Linked DNA regions of Mus musculus: regions 2, 3 and 4 are each linked to region 1. Evidence: chromatin loops called from intact Hi-C (ENCODE). Cell type or tissue: heart. All regions are shown on one strand. Region 1 overlaps Hecw2 (HECT, C2 and WW domain containing E3 ubiquitin protein ligase 2). Region 2 holds the start of Ccdc150 (coiled-coil domain containing 150). Region 3 overlaps Hecw2 (HECT, C2 and WW domain containing E3 ubiquitin protein ligase 2). Region 4 holds the start of Hecw2 (HECT, C2 and WW domain containing E3 ubiquitin protein ligase 2).

The links. Peaks named below come from ENCODE experiments on the same cell type or tissue, not always from the same donor. Only the 100,000 strongest peaks of a DNase experiment are listed, where the experiment ranks them.
Region 2: it touches region 1 in a loop (2.5-fold over the local background); 3 of 42 quality-filtered maps call a loop at or near these places.
Region 3: it touches region 1 in a loop (2.2-fold over the local background); 2 of 42 quality-filtered maps call a loop at or near these places.
Region 4: it touches region 1 in a loop (12-fold over the local background); 8 of 42 quality-filtered maps call a loop at or near these places.

Annotation. Positions count from the first base shown.
Region 1 is chr1:54,036,273-54,041,272 of GRCm38, reverse strand. Hecw2 (HECT, C2 and WW domain containing E3 ubiquitin protein ligase 2) reads left to right here. Exons shown (of 29, transcript NM_001001883.3): 2 at 746-1,072. The coding sequence starts at 781. Among named protein-coding and RNA genes, the nearest start is that of Hecw2, 160 kb to the left of the region's middle. In heart, a CTCF peak has its summit at 1,986 (motif pointing left); no DNase peak of the experiment used is centred here.
Region 2 is chr1:54,247,678-54,252,677 of GRCm38, reverse strand. Ccdc150 (coiled-coil domain containing 150) reads right to left here and starts at 1,995. Exons shown (of 28, transcript NM_030025.2): 1 at 1,793-1,995. The coding sequence starts at 1,849. It overlaps Gm51622 (a long non-coding RNA gene), which reads left to right and starts at 2,065. Exons shown (of 3, transcript XR_003947818.1): 1 at 2,065-2,389. It overlaps Gm25829 (a small nuclear RNA gene), which reads left to right and starts at 3,470; the gene lies at 3,470-3,576. In heart, a CTCF peak has its summit at 1,916; a DNase peak (open chromatin) is centred at 1,997; H3K4me3 peaks cover 1,564 bases; H3K27ac peaks cover 1,324 bases.
Region 3 is chr1:53,976,530-53,981,529 of GRCm38, reverse strand. The region is part of intron 2 of Hecw2 (HECT, C2 and WW domain containing E3 ubiquitin protein ligase 2); the gene reads left to right. Among named protein-coding and RNA genes, the nearest start is that of Mir7681, 130 kb to the right of the region's middle. In heart, no CTCF peak of the experiment used is centred here; a DNase peak (open chromatin) is centred at 2,909; H3K4me3 peaks cover 1,756 bases; H3K27ac peaks cover 1,674 bases.
Region 4 is chr1:54,191,752-54,196,751 of GRCm38, reverse strand. Hecw2 (HECT, C2 and WW domain containing E3 ubiquitin protein ligase 2) reads left to right here and starts at 1,718. Exons shown (of 29, transcript NM_001001883.3): 1 at 1,718-1,776. In heart, a CTCF peak has its summit at 2,333; DNase peaks (open chromatin) are centred at 1,621 and 2,381; H3K4me3 peaks cover 1,931 bases; H3K27ac peaks cover 1,511 bases.

The DNA of each region.
Region 1 (5,000 bases):
ACGTGAGTCATGCCACCGAGTCTCTGGGTTAAAGATGCTCGCCTTTCCTCGTCGATATGGATCCCAATGCCACTGTAGACACTGTGACATAGTGACAACAAATGAGAATCGCTGCTTTTGTGAAAGCTTTGTTTGTATTAGGGGGAATGGACAAGGGCTAGGTGAGTGATCATATGGCAAATCGGACTTTACAGAGAAACATAAAGACTTACTTCCAGGATGTTGCCATTCTGGATATAATGCCCCCTCCTCTGTATTTAAGTGCAGGGGCCACATTTGCGCAAGCTCTTGAAGATGTTGCCAGTGAGCTACGCTCCTCATGGCAGGGGAAGTGAAGCAGTGAGCAGTACATCAGTAGCGTTCATTGTCTGCATTTAGCATGTATCTTACTGGTTGAAAATTTAGTTACGTGTGGGATAGAAAGGGGGCAGAGGGTGGTGGGATATGTAGGAAGGCATGGATCTAAGAGGGATGCTAGAAAAGTCCCTCCTTTTCACTTTCTTGGAAAAGCTGTGCTAAGAGAAACCAGGGGCCAGAGGTGTATGACAGCCTGGCCATCTTGTGATCTCTGTCCTAGACGTTATTTCTGATATTATCAGGTGACTGTAGGATGGTGTCTTTTATTTCCACAGTAGATTATTGTATGCTGAGGCTTTAATAAAATCTCAGGCTTTATATCTGGGATGTTTAATACTAACTCCTCACCTTTTAGCACTGATGTTTTATGCTTGTCTGTCTCTTGCAGCTTTGTAGGAAAACAACCTCAGAGAGGCAGACAAGATGGCTAGCTCAGCCCGGGAGCATTTGCTTTTTGTGCGGCGTCGAAATCCACAGATGCGGTACACACTGAGCCCAGAGAACCTCCAGAGCCTGGCAGCCCAGAACTCAATGCCCGAGAACATGGCCCTACAGCGGGCCAACAGTGACACGGATCTGGTGACTTCTGAGAGCCGCTCCAGCCTGACTGCCAGCATGTACGAATACACGCTGGGGCAAGCCCAGAACCTCATTATCTTCTGGGACATTAAGGAAGAGGTTGACCCCAGCGATTGGATAGGACTCTATCACATAGGTGAGTCTGGGTGAAGACTTGCATGTGGCTCAGCATGGCTTTTAACTCTGAGATGGTAATGTTCTGTGTTTTCTGCTGCCATAAAAAGGAAGAGAAGGTTTTCATACACAAATAGACAAAGCAGATTCTGGGCACATTCTTTGTTCCTTGGGAGGAGAGGCAGCTGTTCCTTTACAAGCATCTTGTGGTTCTATTTCTACCAAACTAAATGTCAGCCCCTGTGGGCACCGCTGGATTTTCTCTTCCCTTTATTGTTGTTCTTGAGACACCGTCATGACTTGGAAAGAGGGGGTCCTTAACACCTATGAACACTGTTAAACTGATAGGAAAACAGTTTGCGTTCTCCACAGGTTGATTTCACTTAAAACAATCTGCAGCCTGGGGTATCTTTTTATGAATGGGAAATATTACCTATTTGTTTTGAGAAAACAGTCCCAGCTTTGTTTAACTATATTCAAATCTGTTATTCATATGTGAATGAATGATGAATGAAATATCCCAGAAAATACAAGTTAGTTGTTATTTCTTCTTCCTTTTTGTTTGTTTGTTTTTTGAGACAGGGTTTCTCTGTGTAGCCCTGGCTGTCCTGGAACTCACTCTGTAGACCAGGCTGGCCTCGAATTCAGAAATTCGCCTGCCTCTGCCTCCCAAGTGCTGGGATTAAAGGCATGTGCCACCACTGCCCGGCCCAATTAATCTTAAATACATTTTAAATCTAACATAATAATATAATCCAGCGTTATTCACAGTTGGATAATTTTTCTCTGAATGAAGGAAATGATTCTAAAATTGATACCTGATATTGATTTCACTGTAAGTTATGAGTCAAGCGTCTTGTTTTGGTTGCTGTGTAAGGAATAAACAAGGAGTCCTGTGTTGGCCTCCTAGGCAGGGCTCATTTTGCCCCCTAGAGGACACTTGGTGTGGAGACATTTTTGACTGCCGTTATTTTGATTTCATCTCTGTAGTGGGATGAGAACAGGGTCCTTCACAGCAGTGCATGGACAGCAGAGCTCCATCTGCCCCAGGAGTCCCCTGGTCCCACTTTGAAAAGCCTGCAAACCTGCATCCTTGCTGAACTTTTGTTAGAATGATAAGCCCACTGAAACTGGGCTTCTTTGGGGACTAAGAATTTTCTTTTGAAAAAAATATGGGTTCTGTAACTTTGGAGCTCTAAATGATTAACCATGCTGGATAGCGGGAAAAAAAATCCAGAATAGAAAAAATTTCAATGAATTAGTAACTTTTTTTCTCCCCCCTCTTATGGTAACAAAAAGAGTGGTAGGCAAAAGTCTCTAAAGTTGTTTATTTTCTTTGGGTGTATTTAACTATATAGTCAAAATGAGGAAGGCATGCAATTTAAAGTCCTTGTTCATGTTATTATGACCGTAAAAGAGCGTACAGTTTGTAGGATGTCAGTCTCCCTTTGGGCTCCATTTTTTTTTTTTTTTTACATTTTAGATATTTTAATAATAAAAAAAAACTTAAGTCTTCCTATGACATTGCAAATAAAAAATGGTGGTTTAAAATGTTTTATATGATGTTTCTTGGAAAAATAATTAATTTTTATTTTCTCGTATAAGATTAAGTTTACATATGTGAACGACAGTCTTCTAGAGTTAGGTGGGCATTAACTCGGATTATTTACTATTTTCTCATACTTTCTTATTGTTCATCCCCTCAAACTGTTACATTTTCCTGTCTAATCAGGTTAAGTAAGGAACAAAAGCACAGTGGCCATAGTTCTCATGTTTTGTGCGTTACCTGCTGAGGAAGGAGTTTGTGTCAGAGTTTCCTAAGCTAGGAAAGCAAGAGTGGGAAGTGAATCTCTTGCAAGTGTTAGCTCTTCTTCAGGAAGCTTCTATCCCTCTCACATAAATCACCATTGTTCTTTACATTTGTTTCCATCAGTGTTGACTATGACATATTTATATGCAAATTTTATTTTAGTTACATTGGCTGGAATATGTGAAGTTTATGTTAATGATTTTGATGAATTTGGGAAACTTTGCCACTTTTTCCTTCCTTCCTTCCTTCCTTCCTTCCTTCCTTCCTTCCTTCCTTCCTTCCTTCCTTCCTTCCTTTCTTTCTCTCTTTCTCTCTTTCTCTCTTTCTTTCCTTTTTTTTTGAGACAGGGTTTCTCTGTGTATTTCTGGAGCTAACTCTGTAGACCACACTAACCTCATAGAGATCTGGTTCCTCTGCCTCCTGAGTGCTGGGATCAAAGGCATGTGCCACCACTGCCTGACTTCATATTTTCTTCATGTGTGTATGTGTGTGTGTGTGTTTTAAGTATTCTTACTTTTTACTGCAACCTATATTATATTATTTCACATTGTTCTACAAGGTATTTGTGGTTTTGACCTATTTTTCATAGATCTATTTTCTCCATGATATTCACATTTCCTAGTTTCTTCTTATCCATCTTCCTCCTCCTCCTTTTCCTCCTTCACACAGACACACAGAGACATGTATGCACACATGCACGCATGCATGCACGCATGCACGCATGCATGCACACACACAGGTATTAGAAACAGGGTCTTTTGTGTCCCAAGTTGCCTGACATTGCTGTGTAGCTGAAGATGACCTTCAATTCCTGATTCTTTTCTGTTCACCTCCCTTCCCAAGTGCTGAGGTAATAGGAGTGGACCACCACACTGGCTCTATCCATCCTTAAGTTTATTAGCCTTTTCCCCCTTTTCTTTATTCCGTGTCAGTCCCACTTGGTGAATTTTAAACTTTCAGGTAGTTGACTTTTTAACTTCTAGAATTCTCATAGATCTCTGGCAGGAAATAGTAGAAAGAAGCAGTTATCTCTAACCCTTAAGGGATATGCTAACACAAACGAGGACTTAAATGAAAATGCCTAGTCAGTCTGTCACATCAGTAGCATTAAATGTAACTTATTTCTGGAGTCACAAGGCCACTGCTGTATTTGAAAAGAGGGAGGGACATCTTCTGGATATATGCCCAGGAGAGGTATTGCGGGATCCTCCGATAGTACTATGTCCAATTTTCTGAGGAACCGCCAGACTGATTTCCAAAGTGGTTGTACAAGCTTGCAATCCCACCAACAATGGAGGAGTGTTCCTCTTTCTCCACATCCTCAACAGCATCTGCTGTCACCTGAATTTTTGATCTTAGCTGTTCTGACTGGTGTGAGGTGGAATCTCAGGGTTGTTTTGATTTGCATTTCTCTGATGATTAAGGATGTTGAGCATTTTTTCAGGTGCTTCTCAGCCATTCGGTATTCCTCGGGTGAGAATTCTTTCTTTAGCTCTGAGCCCCATCTTTTAAGGGGGTTATTTGATTTTCTGGAGTCCACCTTCTTGAGTTCTTTATATATATTGCATATTAGTCCCCTATCTGATTTAAGATAGGTAAAGATCCTTTCCCAATCTGTTGGTGGCCTTTTTGTCTTATTGACGGTGTCTTTTGCCTTGCAGAAGCTTTGCAGTTTCATGAGGTCCCCTCTAGCTGCATATGTATCAAAAGATGGCCTAGTCGGCCATCACTGGAAAGAGATGTCCATTGGACAGGCAAACTTTATATGCCCCAGTACAGGGGAACGCCAAGGCCAAAAAGTGGGAATGGGTGGGTAGGGGAGTGGTGGGGAAGGTGTGGGGGACTTTTGGGATAGCATTGGAAATGTAATTGAGAAAAATACGTAATAAAAGAAAGAAAGAAAGAAAGAAAGAAAGAAAGAAAGAAAGAAAGAAAGAAAGAAAGAAAGAAAGAAAGAAAGAAAGAAAGAAAAAAAAAAGAGGGAGGAGCGATTTGGTGTACCTGGGTCTTCAAATGGAGTGGACAGAGGCCTGACTTTAAGCAGGGTTAGCCATTACTTTTCAAGGGTGGAAAGGCTCTTTTTCCCCTTACTTCTCAGGGAAAAGAGGTGAGCATTGGCATTCCACAAGGAAAGGGGTAA
Region 2 (5,000 bases), 210 kb before region 1:
AGAATAGTTTTTTTTTTTTCTTCTATTTCTCTGAAGAGTGAGATGAGGGTTTTGGTTGGGATTTCATTGAATCTGTAAATCGCTTTCTGAAAAATGGTCATTTATGTGGAAAAAAAAATGCCACAAAATGGCCCAGTTTGGTGGTTTCATGATGCCATAGCTTATGCAGGCCAAATTGGTAAGCTCCAGGCTTAGTGAGAGGTCCTATCTCAAAATAATGTAAGGAGTGTTCAGGAAAGACCTGCATGTAGACGCAAACAAATAGACACAAAGACATATACACCTATGCATACGAGTGCACACACACACACACAGAGGGGAAGAGAAAGGAAGAAAAGGGAAGAGGGAAAAAAATGGGGGGGGGGGGAGGTCAGGGGAGGGAAAGGGAGAATGAGAAAGCTATGCTTCTGAGTCAAAAAGTAAAGACAGAAGACAAGCCTGTCCACGGGAGTGCACGAGGAGTTACCCAGGTCGCTGGAGTAAGGCCTCTCCAGAGACCAGTGTTAAGGGCAAATTTTTGGCTGGTGTCAGAACCAGAAAAAGGGAGAAAGGAGGCAGCAAAAGAAAAAAGCTGCCTTTCTGGGATCTCAAAAAACACACAAGCTTACCAGGAAGGGTCTGCTAAGGAAGGAATACATAAATGCATCTCATTACGGTTTATTTATTTACTTATTTTAGGTTTGAGGCAGGGTCTTGTGTAGCTCAAGCTTCCCTCAAACTCGATGTGAGGATGACTTTAAACTTCTCCTCAGGTCTCTACCTCCCAAGGCTAGAATTACAGGCACACACTACCAAATGGTCTTGGCAGGCACTCCGCTGTGCAATAACCCAGGTTCCTCCCATCTTAGGTCTTGTATGTTCCTTTCTACCTTCTGGCTTCAGTTCTCTCTCTTCAGATGACAAAATAGAATTTAGTCCTATGCAGGTGAAGTGCCTGCTTGTCTTCATCAAACCATGGACCAAGTCGTGTGCAAAAGGGGTTATTGGCATTAATCGTACTATGGCATTTGTAGCATAGACTGAGAGACACCACATTTGTATTCATGTCTCTAAAGGGTTTCTAGATATCTGCTGTCAGCATCAGAATGGATCTTACTGTCGCGGAGCATGCAATTTCTGTCGGAGGAAGGAAACGGGTGTGTGTTATGTCCCAAATGGTGCCTGGAAAGCAGCTAGTTTAAAATAGCCCTTTATTTGTCCCTGTGTATAATTCCCTAGCACGGGGGAAGTCCACAAACCAACCAACCAACCAACCAACAAAACCCCAAGAATCTGTGTTTGACCCACGTTGATTCACGTAGGGTTACAATCCTTTTGTTGGTGTTGTTGAGCCTAGCATAGTATCTTGGCTGTTGTGGGTGCCAAACACGACAATACTTAACAAACATCTATCTCCGCTCAAGCAAGAAACAGTGTACAAATACAAATGGAGACGCCTCACGTCCAGGAAGCAAACCAGGGAGGATAACAAGTGGCAGAAAACCATGCCTTAATGTTGAAAAAGCCTTCGCCAGGAACCTTCAACTAACTGTATACCTAAATGGGGAACAGCAACTAAAGTAGAGGTCTCAGCGGCTGGCCACCCTTCTGCAGCTGTGGTCCAACCAAGGCCAACTTAACCTGGCTTGTTTTCACAGCCAGGCAGGGTGCTGAAGCAAGGTAAACCGAGGCTCTAGAGGTCTCCAGGGCCGGACTGGACTCGGGCTGGGAGGGAAAGGAACCTTGTTCTGAGGCGTGGTCTCTCCCCCTAAGCCGCCCACCTCAGTTTCCTGTGTGGGCCCGGCAGCCTCACCCCTGATTCATCCAACAGCCCGTAGCTCGGTCCTCCAGGCAGCAAGTTTGTTTCCATGGAACTAAAACAGCTCTTTAAACCAACCCGCTCGCCAGCAGGGTTGCTCCGGCACGCAGGCGCACCCGAGGTGAGGCATGCCGGGAAGTGTAGTTTTCCCGGCCCAGCAGGGCCCTCCACTTGGGGAGGGACCCTGGCCGGAATCCCTCAGTGCTCCGGGAAACGCGAGACCACGTGACCCGGATGACGCCAAACTCCATTGTGTTTCCAGCAGAGCACGCTGGGAAACGTAGTTGCTGCCCTCTCCTCGATTGGGTCGGCTTTGCCCTAATTACTAGGCGCACCCTGCAGGAAGCAAGAAGAGGCCAAGATCAGATGTTTTCAGTTGTTGGAGAACCAGAGGACCAAATAACGTATGAACTATGAGAAACTAACAAATATTTTGTTAATGAACACAAGAATGTAAAAAAAATCAGCTCGTTCTTGTCAAAAGAATCCACTCGGTCCTCTTTCATAACGATCAGGTAGAGAGTAAGCCACGCAGACGCTACTCTCTAGTCTTCTGTCTCTTCAGCGTAGATTTTGATTCCTTGTTGACAGGTAAACGAAGCCGGTGGAAAGGGAGGAAGGAAGGGAAAGAAGGGAAAAGCCGGGGAAGGAGAAAAAAGGTGTCATGTTTTTCAGTTTTGCCTTAAAAGTGTTTACACTTCGTGAAAACCCTCCTATAGTTAAGAACGTGGTATTCAACTTCACCTGAGTTTCAGGACACAGGACCAAATGATTGGTACCCCACACAGGGCAATCAAAGCTCTTCCTTCTGGCTGAGGGAATAAACCTGATAAACCTAGTCTGAGAGTTGAGTCTGAGAGTTGTCACTTCGCAGGTGTCTTGACAGAAATGCTATTCTGATTCTTTTGGTGACTGGGGCCTCCTGAGCAGGGGGGAGGATACCTGCCCATTGAGCCACAGCTGTTAAGACATTCATAAGACTGTGAATGACCCATGAAAAGAAATGCCTTTGTTCAAAAACAACTTTAAACATAAAAATGAAAACGCATTAGTGCAAAAAAAAAAAAAAAAAAAAAAAAAGCTGGTAATTTTCAGTGTATATATGATTTCACTTCCATTCAACAAGATTTTTCTGTAGAACAGATGAAGGACACATGTATGCACTCCCCAGAAAAGCCTCAGGCTTTGGTGAGATGAGAAAATTCACAAGCTCACGTCTCCCGATTAGGCAGTAGTCAGAGAGTTAAACTGAATTAAGTCGGTGCCTTTCACTTCTTGTGTCCATCACCTGGCAAGTAAGAATTTAGGTCAAACAATTGCAAAGTTGGAGAAATGGATTTAAAATTTTCAATATTGATAATAAATTTATCAGCTAGAGATTCGGTTTCTCTTTAATTGAAAATTCATCACATTCAACATCTAATTTTGTGGTTGGTTTGGGTGGATATTTTTGTTTATTTGTTTGTTGGGTTTTTACTTTTTGAGAGTCATGTTAATATAGTCTAGGTTGGCCTTGAACTCAAGAAAATTCTCCTGTTTCAACCTCCTGAATGATAGTTTCAAACATATATTGCCATACTCTGCTTCTAATGTTGTCTTTGAAGAGACTAGACACACTTTATTTTTTTTGATCTCCCTCCAAATTTTCAACTAATTTTAAAATGTTGACTTGTGCTCGCTTCGGCAGCACATATACTAAAATTGGAACGATACAGAGAAGATTAGCATGGCCCCTGCGCAAGGATGACACGCAAATTCGTGAAGCGTTCCATATTTTTAATAATCAGAACAACAAATGCACTAAATAAAGATAGAATACTAAAAGCAGTAAGGGGAAAAGGTCAAGTAACATATAAAGGCAAGCCTATCAGAATTACACCAGATTTTTCACCAGAGACTATGAAAGCCAGAAGAGCCTGGGCAGATGTTATACAGACACTAAGAGAACACAAATTCCAGCCCAGGCTACTATACTCAGCCAAACTCTCAATTACCATAGATGGAGAAACCAAAGTATTCCACAACAAAACCAAATTCACACATTATCTCTCCACGAATCCAGCCCTTCAAAGGATAATAACAGAAAAAAACCAATACAAGAACGGGAACAACGCCCTAGAAAAAACAAGGTGGAAGGTAATTCCTCAACAAACCTAAAAGAAGACAGCCACAAGAACAGAATGCCAACTTTAACAACAAAAATAACAGGAAGAAACAATTACTTTTCCTTAATATCTCTTAACATCAATGGTCTCAACTCCCCAATAAAAAGACATAGACTAACAAACTGGCTACACAAACAAGACCCAACATTTTGCTGCTTACAGGAGACACATCTCAGAGAAAAAGATAGACACTACCTCAGAATAAAAGGCTGGAAAACAATTTTCCAAGCAAATAGTATGAAGAAACAAGCTGGAGTAGCCATCCTAATATCTGATAAGATTGACTTCCAACCCAAAGTCATCAAAAAAGACAAAAAGGGGCACTTCGTTCTCATCAAAGGTAAAATCCTCCAAGAGCAACTCTCAATTCTGAATATCTATGCTCCAAATACAAGGGCAGCCACATTCATTAAAGAAACTTTAGTAAAGCTCAAAGCACACATTGCACCTCACACAATAATAGTGGGAGACTTCAACACACCACTTTCACCAATGGACAGATCATGGAAACAGAAACTAAACAGGGACACACTGAAACTAACAGAAGTGATGAAACAAATAGATCTGACAGATATCTACAGAACATTTTATCCTAAAACAAAAGGATATACCTTCTTCTCAGCACCTCATGGTACCTTCTCCAAAATTGACCACATAATAGGTCACAAAACAGGCCTCAACAGATTCAAAAACATTGAAATTGTCCCATGTATCCTATCAGACCACCATGCACTAAGGCTGATCTTCAATAACAAAAAAAATAACAGAAAGCCTACACTCACGTGGAAACTGAACAACACTCTTCTCAATGATACCTTGGTCAAGGAAGGAATAAAGAAAGAAATTAAAGACTTTTTAGAGTTTAATGAAAATGAAGCCACAACGTACCCAAACCTTTGGGACACAATGAAAGCATTTCTAAGAGGGAAACTCATAGCTCTGAGTGCCTCCAAGAAAAAACGGGAGAGAGCACATACTAGCAGCTTGACAACACATCTAAAAGCTCTAGAAAAAAAGGAAGCAAATTCACCCAAGAG
Region 3 (5,000 bases), 60 kb after region 1:
GTGGGCTTTCCAGCACCAGAACTCGCATAGCTCAGTGGATCATTAGAGCATCCAGGAAGTGGGTGTTAGGGTCACAGGAACAACACAGAAGAAAATGCAGTTGCCAGCTGTAAGGGAGAGCTGACACCCCATCTACCTCCTTCCACAGGAAACTCACCACAACACTAGGACATTTCACCTTGTTTACCTGCAGGCGTTGGAAAGGTTTTATAGTCTTAGATTGCATTCAGCAAGTACTTAGTAATTGCAGGGTGTGATACAGATGGGCTCATAGCTTCACAGAGCACTTTTCTATTTAAAATACTAATGAGTCTGAATTGGGTATTCCCCCTCAAACTCTTTTGAGTATAAGACAAGGGGGCTGAAGAGATGGCTCAGTGGTTAAGAGCACTGACTACTCTTCCAGAATTCCTGAGTTCAATTCTCAGCAATCACGTGGTGGCTCACAGCCATCTATAGTGCGATCTGATGACCTCTTCTCATCTGTCTAAAGACAGTGACAGTGTATTCACATACATAAAATGAATACATAAATCTTAAAAAAAAAAGAGGCAAGGGTACAAGCTGTATATTTTTATTTTTGAAATTTTCTGCCTTTCCTCCATCCAGCCTTTCCCATGTACTCTCTCAAAATCATGGTCCACTTCTTTAATTATTCTCTCTCTCTCTCTGTCTCTCTGTCTCTGTCTCTCTCTCTCTCTGTCTCTCTCTCATTGTGTGTGTGTATTCCTAAATACAAAACTATAGTCTGCTCAGTCTGTATATGTTACATGTATGTATCTCTCTCTCTCTCTCTCTCTCTGTCTCTCTCTCATTGTGTGTGTGTGTGTGTGTGTGTGTGTGTATTCCTAAATACAAAACTATAGTCTGCTAAGTCTGTATATGCTACATGTATGTATTTTTCGGGGCTGGCCATTTGGTACTGGGTGACCAGTTGGTGTGCTCTGGGGACAACCATTTCTCCTGCTCTCAGCATTCCTCAATTGTTTGTAGTTTTTTGTCTACCATTGAGGTTCCATGGGTACTGTGGAGGCAGCCATGTTGGTGAGACCTCACATGTGTAGCTTCTGCTATTTCCAGGAGATGAGCTCTGACATCACACTTCCTATCTTCTGGCTCCTGCTATCTTTCTGCCTCTTCTGAAATAATTCCTGAGGCTTAGGTTGGGGGTGGGGGGGTTGGGCTGCAGATCAGTTGGGGCTGGACAACACACGGTCACTTCCTCTCTGCATTTTAATCAGTTGTGGTTTTCTGTGATATCTGTCTGCTATAAGGAAATTTTTCTTTGATGAAGGGTGAGATCTATACTTATCTGTTGATATAAAGATAATTATTTAGAGTTAAGAATTATTTTTGGTTAATAAAGTGGGTTCTCCTTCTTTATCCAAGGCTAGCTTTGGGTAGTTGGCTAGGTTTCCAGGACCAGACATGATTTTCTTCTTGTTGAGTGTCCCTTCCAGTTAGAAGAGCTATTGATTACTGCCAAGGTATATGCACCAGTATGACAACCTTTGGGCTATCATGTCTTGCAAATCATTGCTTTAGTTCATAGGGATCTTAGATAGGTAGGATGCCTGGTTGCTTCCCTTTCTTGAGTGTTTTCATGCTGCCTTCTGGTATCACAAAAGCTAGTCTTCAGGTGGGAGGCTTTCAGGTCAGATCCATCTAGGCTCTCCAGGTTTTGTGTATGAAATCCATGGTGGTGTCAGCCTCTGGGAGGCAACTGAGTATAACAGAAACAGCCTGTACTGTTTTGGCAGACTCTTGGAAATCCTGATGAACAACTCAAAACAGAGCTTCTCACACCTTTTTGTGTTTTGTTGTTTGGTTGGTTTTTAATTGTTGTTGTTGTTAAATAGTCTATGGCTCTTGAGTTGGAGCATTGTCAGCTCAGATGGGAATACAGATACACACACAACAGAAAGAGAGAGAGAGTGTGTGTGTGTCTGGAAAGAGAGACCCATCTATACCACTCCTCTCATCATATGCCCAAAGGACTGGACATCCTACTCCACAGACGCTTGCTCAGGCCATGTTCATTGCTGCTCTATTCACAACAGCTAGGAAATGCAAACAAACTGAAGGTCCTTCAACTGATGAATAGTTAATGAAAATGTGGAGCATATACACCCTGGGGTAATATTCAGCTATAAAGAAAAATGAAATTGTCAGGTAAATGGATGAACCTAGAAGAGATCATGTTGAGAGAGGTAGTCCTGACCCAGAGAGCTCCAAATCTTCAGATGTGAATACATAACCTGGAGTAACTATGGAAACCAGGAAAGCAGAATGAAGTCATAGGAGGGGGAGTGATAGAGACAATAGTAGTGTTGAAGTGATTTGATGGGGGGAATGGGGCCTTTAGTTAGGGAGGGGAGAAGGAGATTAATACAGAAGAGAGGAGAGGGTAAAATAACAGGAAGAATGTCTAGAGAGTTATAAGGAATTATTTTATTTTCTATCTACTTAAATTACATATAGTACATATAAATCTGATACTAGCTATACTTATTATTGTAGCCATTTATTCATTAAAAGTAAGGTCAGAAGATAACTTCTGAATTGATGACTGTTTGGAGACTTTCATTAAAGCTATATATTGTTTGCAAAGGCTCTAGTCCTTTTTAATAATTTGAGGTGATAAGTCTACAGATTCCTCACTGGACTGATGTGGCTGCTCCCAGTCCATTCACTAGCTTCAGGGAAGGCCATAGCTGATAAATGGGAGTGGTGTACTAGAGATTCCAGAGAGCAGCTTCTCTGTCCAGACTCTATCAGACTGTGTGTGTGTGTGTGTGTGTGTGTGTGTGTGTGTGTGTATAACTCATTCCTTGGAATTCTCCCATGGAAAAGCAAAGGAAGGAAGCCGAGGGGAGGATGGGGCGATTACATCCTGTACCCTTTCCAGGGAGTGGCCACATCTGCCTCAGCAGAAGGGACATAATGGGATGTGTTTTTTCACTTAGGATGCCTGGGCAGTAACAAGACTTGATGTGTGGCCAGGGCAGCTCAGTGTTGTTCTCAGCTGGACAGGACTGTTCTGTATAGGTCACCTCTAGTTCTACCTAGTATTTCATTTCTAGAACATCCGAGGAGCAGGGAGAGGCAGAGCATCAGCCAAGTGGACTTGGCAGGCCCCCAGGAACACCTGAGGACTCCGGGCCTGCTGTGGCCTTGGTTCTGGCTGCCGCTGTGACGAAGCTGCCAAGGGTCTAGGCCAGGTGCATGCTTTTAAGCAGAATGTGACATATCCCTCTTGCTGCTTCCTGCGCCGGGATCGAGCTGATGGATTCTTCCTAGCAAAGACACAGAGGAACTCTTGGGGACTCTTAAAGGTAAGGTACAGGAAAAGTCTGGACTCCTACTTGACTTCCTTGTCCAAGTGTAGGTTTGTGCCTCTCTGTGCCTCTCTCTGAGAAGTTCTTCAGTGTAGTCCTCTCCATTGGTTACCAGTGGTGACTAGTGAGCTGTGTGCTGTGTTTGCCATATTTAGTACTTGACAGCATGGTGCAGGAGACCAGTGCAGGGATTAAGACAGGAAACTTCTGTAGGAAACAGGAAGTCCCCTTGTTGACTTTTTGAAGCCCCCACCACCACTCCCCCACCAGCCCCGTTTGAGTGGATTGCTTCACTGTGTGTGGTAAGTACAGCTTCTCTCTCCAGGAATATTTTTTTAAAGTGCTGAGACTCTGAGCCTAAAGCAGGTTAGATTATCTGCCCCTGGAGAAAGTTACTTATTGATTATTATTTTTTTTGTGTGAAATTTGAAGCTTTTCTTTCAGGGCATGAGGTGCTAAAGCATGTTTCTCTTCAAAGGAAGCAGTCTGTGGACGAGCTGTGGAGACGTGTCCCAGAGACCATGATGTAACAATGATATTAAAATTAAAAACAAAAGGGGGTTATCCATGGGTGACACAAGGCGACAGGGACACCGAGACACAGAGATAGATAGATAGACAGGATTTTATGTATTCCAGCTGACCTTGAAGTTCCAATAGCCAAGGATGACCTTGAACTTATTATCTTCCTGCCTCTACCTTCTGAGTGCCGGGCTTACAGATATGCGACACTGTGCAAAATTTATGACGTTCTAGGAATCAATCCTTGGGTTTATGTGATAGGCAAGCACTCTTCAACTGACTTCTGCTCCCAGCTCTGGAAAGGTTTTTGTTGTTGTTGTTGTTTTGGTTTGGTTTGGTTTGGTTTGGTTTTGGTTTTTAAAAATACGATAAAGAAGGGTTTTGTAATCAAAACCCATTATTGTCATTCGTCTTGTACACGTGCTGCTGAAAAATTTGTTCTGCGTTCCTTGTGTAGAGAGAAGAGGGCACCTCTGTGTGGTTCTAATAGAACTAGACTAAGGTGCATTAAGCATTGAGTGACTTCCATTCCAGAACCAGGCAGGTCTACAGAGCTATGTGCCTTGTGGCAGTTTCTACTTGCTATACAGTATTCTTACATACAAGCACATGTGCCAGATGTGCAGCCTTGTGGCAAGTGTTGGTTAAGAAAGAAGAGTTTGGGGCTGAGGAGAAGCTCAGTCAGTAACGTGCTTGGCACGGAAGCATGGGGACCTGAGTTGAGATCCCCAGAACTTGTGTAAGATGTTGGGATCAGCAGCACATGACGGTAACCGCAGTGGTGGGCGGGCAGGAGGATCCCTGGAGCTCACAGCTCAGCCATTCTAGCCCATTGGTGAGTGTGGCAGTGTGTGCTTCTAACTCCAGTGCTGGATCAACAGACTGGGACAGTCCTTGGGTCTCAGTAGGCAGCTAGCCTAGCCTGAGTGGTGAGCTCCAGGCCAAGGAGAGACCTTGTCTCAGTCATTGTGAGGATGGCGCCTGATGTTGTCCTCTGGCTTCCAGATGCATATATCCAAACACATGAGAAAACACACACACACACACAGAGAGAGAGAGAGAGAGAGAGAGAGAGAGAGAGAGAGAGAGGGGACACACACCACAAATTGAAATAAAAAAACTAAAATGTGAAAACATGGA
Region 4 (5,000 bases), 160 kb before region 1:
GAAAAAGGAGATAATGTAGGGTAATGAAAGGTTAGGACACTGTCACATATGATGTTAATGGCCATGTAAGTACTGTGAGAAAGTAACCATTAAATGCTGGAGTCTTGTAAGATGGGACAAGTATTTCAATTAATAATAAAGGAAAACTTTTCAATGTTAAGCCAGTTGACTAGTTTGAGTTCTTCATCGGAATTAATGGGATAAACAAAGGCTGAGGCCCAGTCAGGGGCCTTATCAGGGGAGACCCACATTGAATGGTGGTGAACAATCAGGGTTTGGAGTCTTTTAATTTTAGTATGGTTTTACTATAAATTTTGTCATCTCTGTCACTGTGGTTTATATATTGGAAAGTTTTAGACAGTTGAGACTCCTTTCTGAGTCTAAGAAAACAAAACAACCCAGAGCATGCATAGCAACCCTCTATTTGTTTTTATACTCTTTAGTTAAAAGATAGGTTTGTGATAGTGGCTAATCAATATGGATGCTAAGTTTTGCAGGTGTGGGCTCGCTGGATCTAAACTGTACAAAGAGACCGATTCATGGCATCCCATGAGATTCCTATTATAGGTGAGACTAGCCCTAGTACTGACAATAGACACTGGAATTGGACCTTTGGTTGGATGAGGTTCATCAATGATGCCTGTGATGATACATATAGAGACAAAGACATCAGGGCTTTTTTTTTTTGTGACCCACGATAGAATGTAACTGAAGCTAATTTGAAATAAAAAGGGAGATCCTCCTTCAAGGGTCAGAGCCGTCTTCTCCATCTCAACCTTTCAAAAGTTGGCTTTTGGCAAACTGCAGAGGTCCTTGTTGCCTGGCTCTTATTTTCCAGATATAGTCATACTAGTTTCAATAGCTTTACATTTTCTGAATAGTCCCTAGAAAAGCCCCACACAAATGTCTGGACTAATAAGTTCACCTACAGCCCCTCACTGTGGTCTAGACTATGATGGCTGGTTTGTCTTGGGGTCTGCCAGGATCCAGGAACCACAAAGATTCTTTGTGGGTGAGGGAGCTATATGAACCACTGTTTCTAGAAAGGTAGAGTTGAGAAGATATAGAATACTGAACACACACTTTCAAAAAACACAGATATCAATTACTTGGGGTGAAGATGTTATTATTGTACTTCCTGCATAAATATAGTTAAGCTATAAAACTAAGTAACTCTTCCATGTTTTGATAGGCACCATCAAGTACTGTGGGGCACAGTCATATCAGCATTATACATTTCCCCCCTAAAACAAGACTAACTCAAAGATGCTTCAGAAGAAATAGACGGAAAGCACCAAGTATCTGTGCAAAATTTAGTTTTTAGTGACCTAAGTCACATGCGATTTTAATAATACATTCTTTATCTTCACCACACCCCGTGCAGGGTGACATAAGTGTTACTGTCTTGTACAGATGGGGAAATTGAGGCATGACACCCTCGATTCCCCTTTCCAATGGGATTTAGGGACAGACTTGTCTGCATGACCTCAGCGGGTCCCCTTCATCCTTCGCGACGCCTATAGGAATGCTCCTGTCCTTCGCTCCGCAGTCTAACTCGTCCTCCGCCCAGCTCCACCCGCCCAGCTCTGGAGCGCCGTCCCCAGGGAGGTCCCGTGGGCCCGGGTCTGGCCGCTTCTCCCCAGCTCTGCTCGGTCAAGCTCCCGAGTACCCGACGTGCAGGCGGCCCCCCGCCCAGCGCCCCCAGCGCGGTGCGGGCAGATGCTGCCCCGGCGTCTAGCGGACAAGGCGGCGGCGGCGGCGGCGGCGCGGCTGGAGGTGAGCGGGCCGGGGACCCGTGGCGATGCGGGGGAGGAGGTGACGGTGAAGGGACGCGGGCAGCTGGTGTGCGGCTTGCGGACGACGCCTAGAGAGCGAGCAGAACGGGCGCCTGGGGCCCCGAGCGCGGGGAGACATGGCTCCGCGCGTCCCCGCCGCCGCCGCCGCTGACTCGACACAATCGGCGGCTCGCGCGGCGTAACCGCGGGTGGGCGGCGGCACGGAGCCGCCTCGGGAGCGCCGAGGGTCGCGGCGTGTGAGCATGCCGGCTCAGAGGCGAGCCGAAGACCGCCTCTGAGACGCTCGCCGGCCCGGGGCGCAGGGTGGGCTCCGTGACGCGCGGCCGCCCGCCTTCCCCGCGGCGCGCGCTGGCGGCTCGCGGCGACTGCGGGGCGCGCTCCCGCCTCGACCGGGTCCCCACCCGCAGCCCGCCTGCCCAGGTGAGTGCGCGGCTCGCGGCCCGCGCCCGCGCCGCAGGTAGCGGGCGGTGGCTTTGTCTCGCTCCCTTGCGCCCTGGTGCGGTCATGCATTTGACATTCTGCCCCTGAAGCGCCGGGCACCAGCGCCGGACGCGCCTGCTGATTCGGTGATCCCCGGGAACTGGGACTTGGGGGCTCGCGTGAGCATCACTCGAGGGAGAGGAGGAGGCTGCGTTTGCTTTCTGTTTGGAATGTGTGGTGAGCATCCTCTGCTGGAGCTTGGGGCCTGGAGCAAACCCGGGCTGCAGATTTAGACGTAGACGTTTGGGAGGACGTGCAGCTGCAGAGGTCTGGCTCCTTATGCCTGGTCTTCTCCGTTCGCGGTGCTCAGCCGCCTTTCGTTTATTATGATTAATTTTAGGAACACCGTCACAGGCACAGTTATTTCTTTGAGAGTTGGGAGTCTTTGGAGTCAGCACAGAGAGCTCACGAGTAGAGTTATAAGGGTTCGGTCAATAATAAACTTGGAAAAGGACAGCGTCGGTGATCGTATGGACAGAGGTGGACAAGAGGCAAACTTCACCGCGGCCTTTAGCCTTTGTGGATAAGATTTCTGCTTTGCTCTGCTAGAGTCATGCAAACTCGGAGTTCTTGTATGTATGCCTTTGCCAAAGTGTAAAACTTATTTTTCCCTTTTCTTGAATAGTTTTTTTTTTTTTTTTGTTTTGGTATTTTGTCATTTAGGAAAAAAAATAGAGTAACCAGTAGTCTTTTATTAGAAATTGTAAAAATTCGGTGTATTTGTTTGCCCTGTAAATATGATTTTCTTTTTACTGTTTCTCCTATTCCCTGAAGGGCTCATTTCTTCTATTGCCTAGAGAGTCAGTCAGCCTCTGGCTCTCCCTTTCCCCTCCCCCAACAGATGGCTTTATGTGCCAAGAGGTTATCTTTAAAATGTTACTCACATTACTTACAAACAAAGCAGGCTTAGTTCTGAAGTTTGTGTGTGGAGTTATGAGAAGAAGAGGCCTAATTGGATAGGGATATTATTAATGGTGTAAAGACCTGGATCTTGCTAATCTGTTTGGTCATCAGAAGATTCCTGCAGAGATTGTTTATATAGTGTGGGACAGATGGTGTCCCTAGCAGACAAGAGAAGCCAGGCAGAAAGGGGCATTGTACTCTTTATTATTGGGAGGTGGAACAGAGTGGGTGAACGGCGAGAAAGACATAATTTCGACCTCTTAAAGGAGACGTTTGTTATACAGCAGCCTAAACCATTTCTTTCTTTTTAACGTTTAAAACCTTGTCATTGAATTGTTTGTTTTATTTCTACATCGGCTATGATAAGACAGTTTAAGCAGTCACAGCAACACAGATGCCTTTGTACGCAAAAGTATCTTACCACTTTTTGGGAAAAAAAACAGTCCCATTTCTATTGGCCCTTGCATATACTTGGCACCTCGGACTCATAATGTCTCCCAGCTGCAGGGACTTCAGTTTCATCCGCATCAGTCTGAGTTTGTTTCTTTCATATCTCCTTGGCAGGTGTTCTAGCACGGTGCCCAAACTTTCATCTATGGCTGTTCCTCTACTTCCATAGTGATTCACCTGCTCTAGACATTGGGTTTTCTATGGCCCTGTCACAGGTCAGGGTGCCTCTTGGGAGGAGGTCTTTGTTAAGCACTGTGATGTCAGTGAGGAACTTGAAATTATTTTGAACATTTGGTAATCTAGCTGTAGGTTTTCTGCTTCTATTGCTAGTGGGCATTTCATGCTCTAGATTGCAACTTGATAAAAAATTTGTTTTCTTTTGTCATGAATGTGAGGGAAAATATTGTAGTAAAGTGATATCTATCAGCCACAAGACTAAACTTAGTGATCAAGTAGAGTTTCATTAAGTTGTACAAGAGGCTTAAACTCAACTCTGAAGAACTTGGGCAGTGTGCCTTAAAGAGGAAAACATGCATTCTTACTCTTTTGAGACTTTTACACCACTGACCTTAGCAAATAAAAAGAAATCCAAGCAAGTTGTTACTGTAGTTGAGGATAGATACAATGGCTTTCCTTCTTGGAGACTGTGTTTTGTAGGAGAGATGACTTTTTGGCTCTGCCTGGTATTGAGTGTACTTGGTCATCAGTGCAATGATCTGATACTTTAAATCCTTGCTATTAGGTCTGTGTCTGACTTCTGTGTCTTCATGTGGTGGTCATTTCTGTCATGAATTACTTCTTTAAAAGAAAACATGCTTGGGGCTTGGGACTCTGGCTGGCTTGTAGTGCTCAGCAGCGAATTGCTGCCAGTTTCCTTGGAAATAGAGGAGGTGGTGGGAACCTCTGCTAGAATTGGGCAGGGGCTAGCACTGAAGTTACTTTGTTGCTAGGCATGAAGTTTAGTTGCTATTGCAGGGGTAGGGTTGCTTCTTAAGGCTCAAGAAACTGTATCAGGATGTGAAAGAGAGGTTAGAGAGGTAACCAGACTTTCTGGTTTGCCTATGATGGTGCCATTTTGTCACTGCAAACTTTTAAAAGTGTCATTATGTGATCACTCTTGAAATGAAGGAGTCTGTCTTGGTTATATTCAGCAGCCCTCTCTTGACCCCAGGTTCCACTTTCTTTTTCTCTCTGTTCTTTTCATTCTTTGTTTGAGACAGGGTCTCATTATATAGCCTAGGCTATCCTTGAATTCAAGTTCCTTTTGCTTTATCCCCCAAAATACTGGGATTACAGGTGTGAACCACCATGCCTAGCTGACACCACATTTTGAGTCTTGCTCAATGACATTTAATTCTTTTATTTCTTATA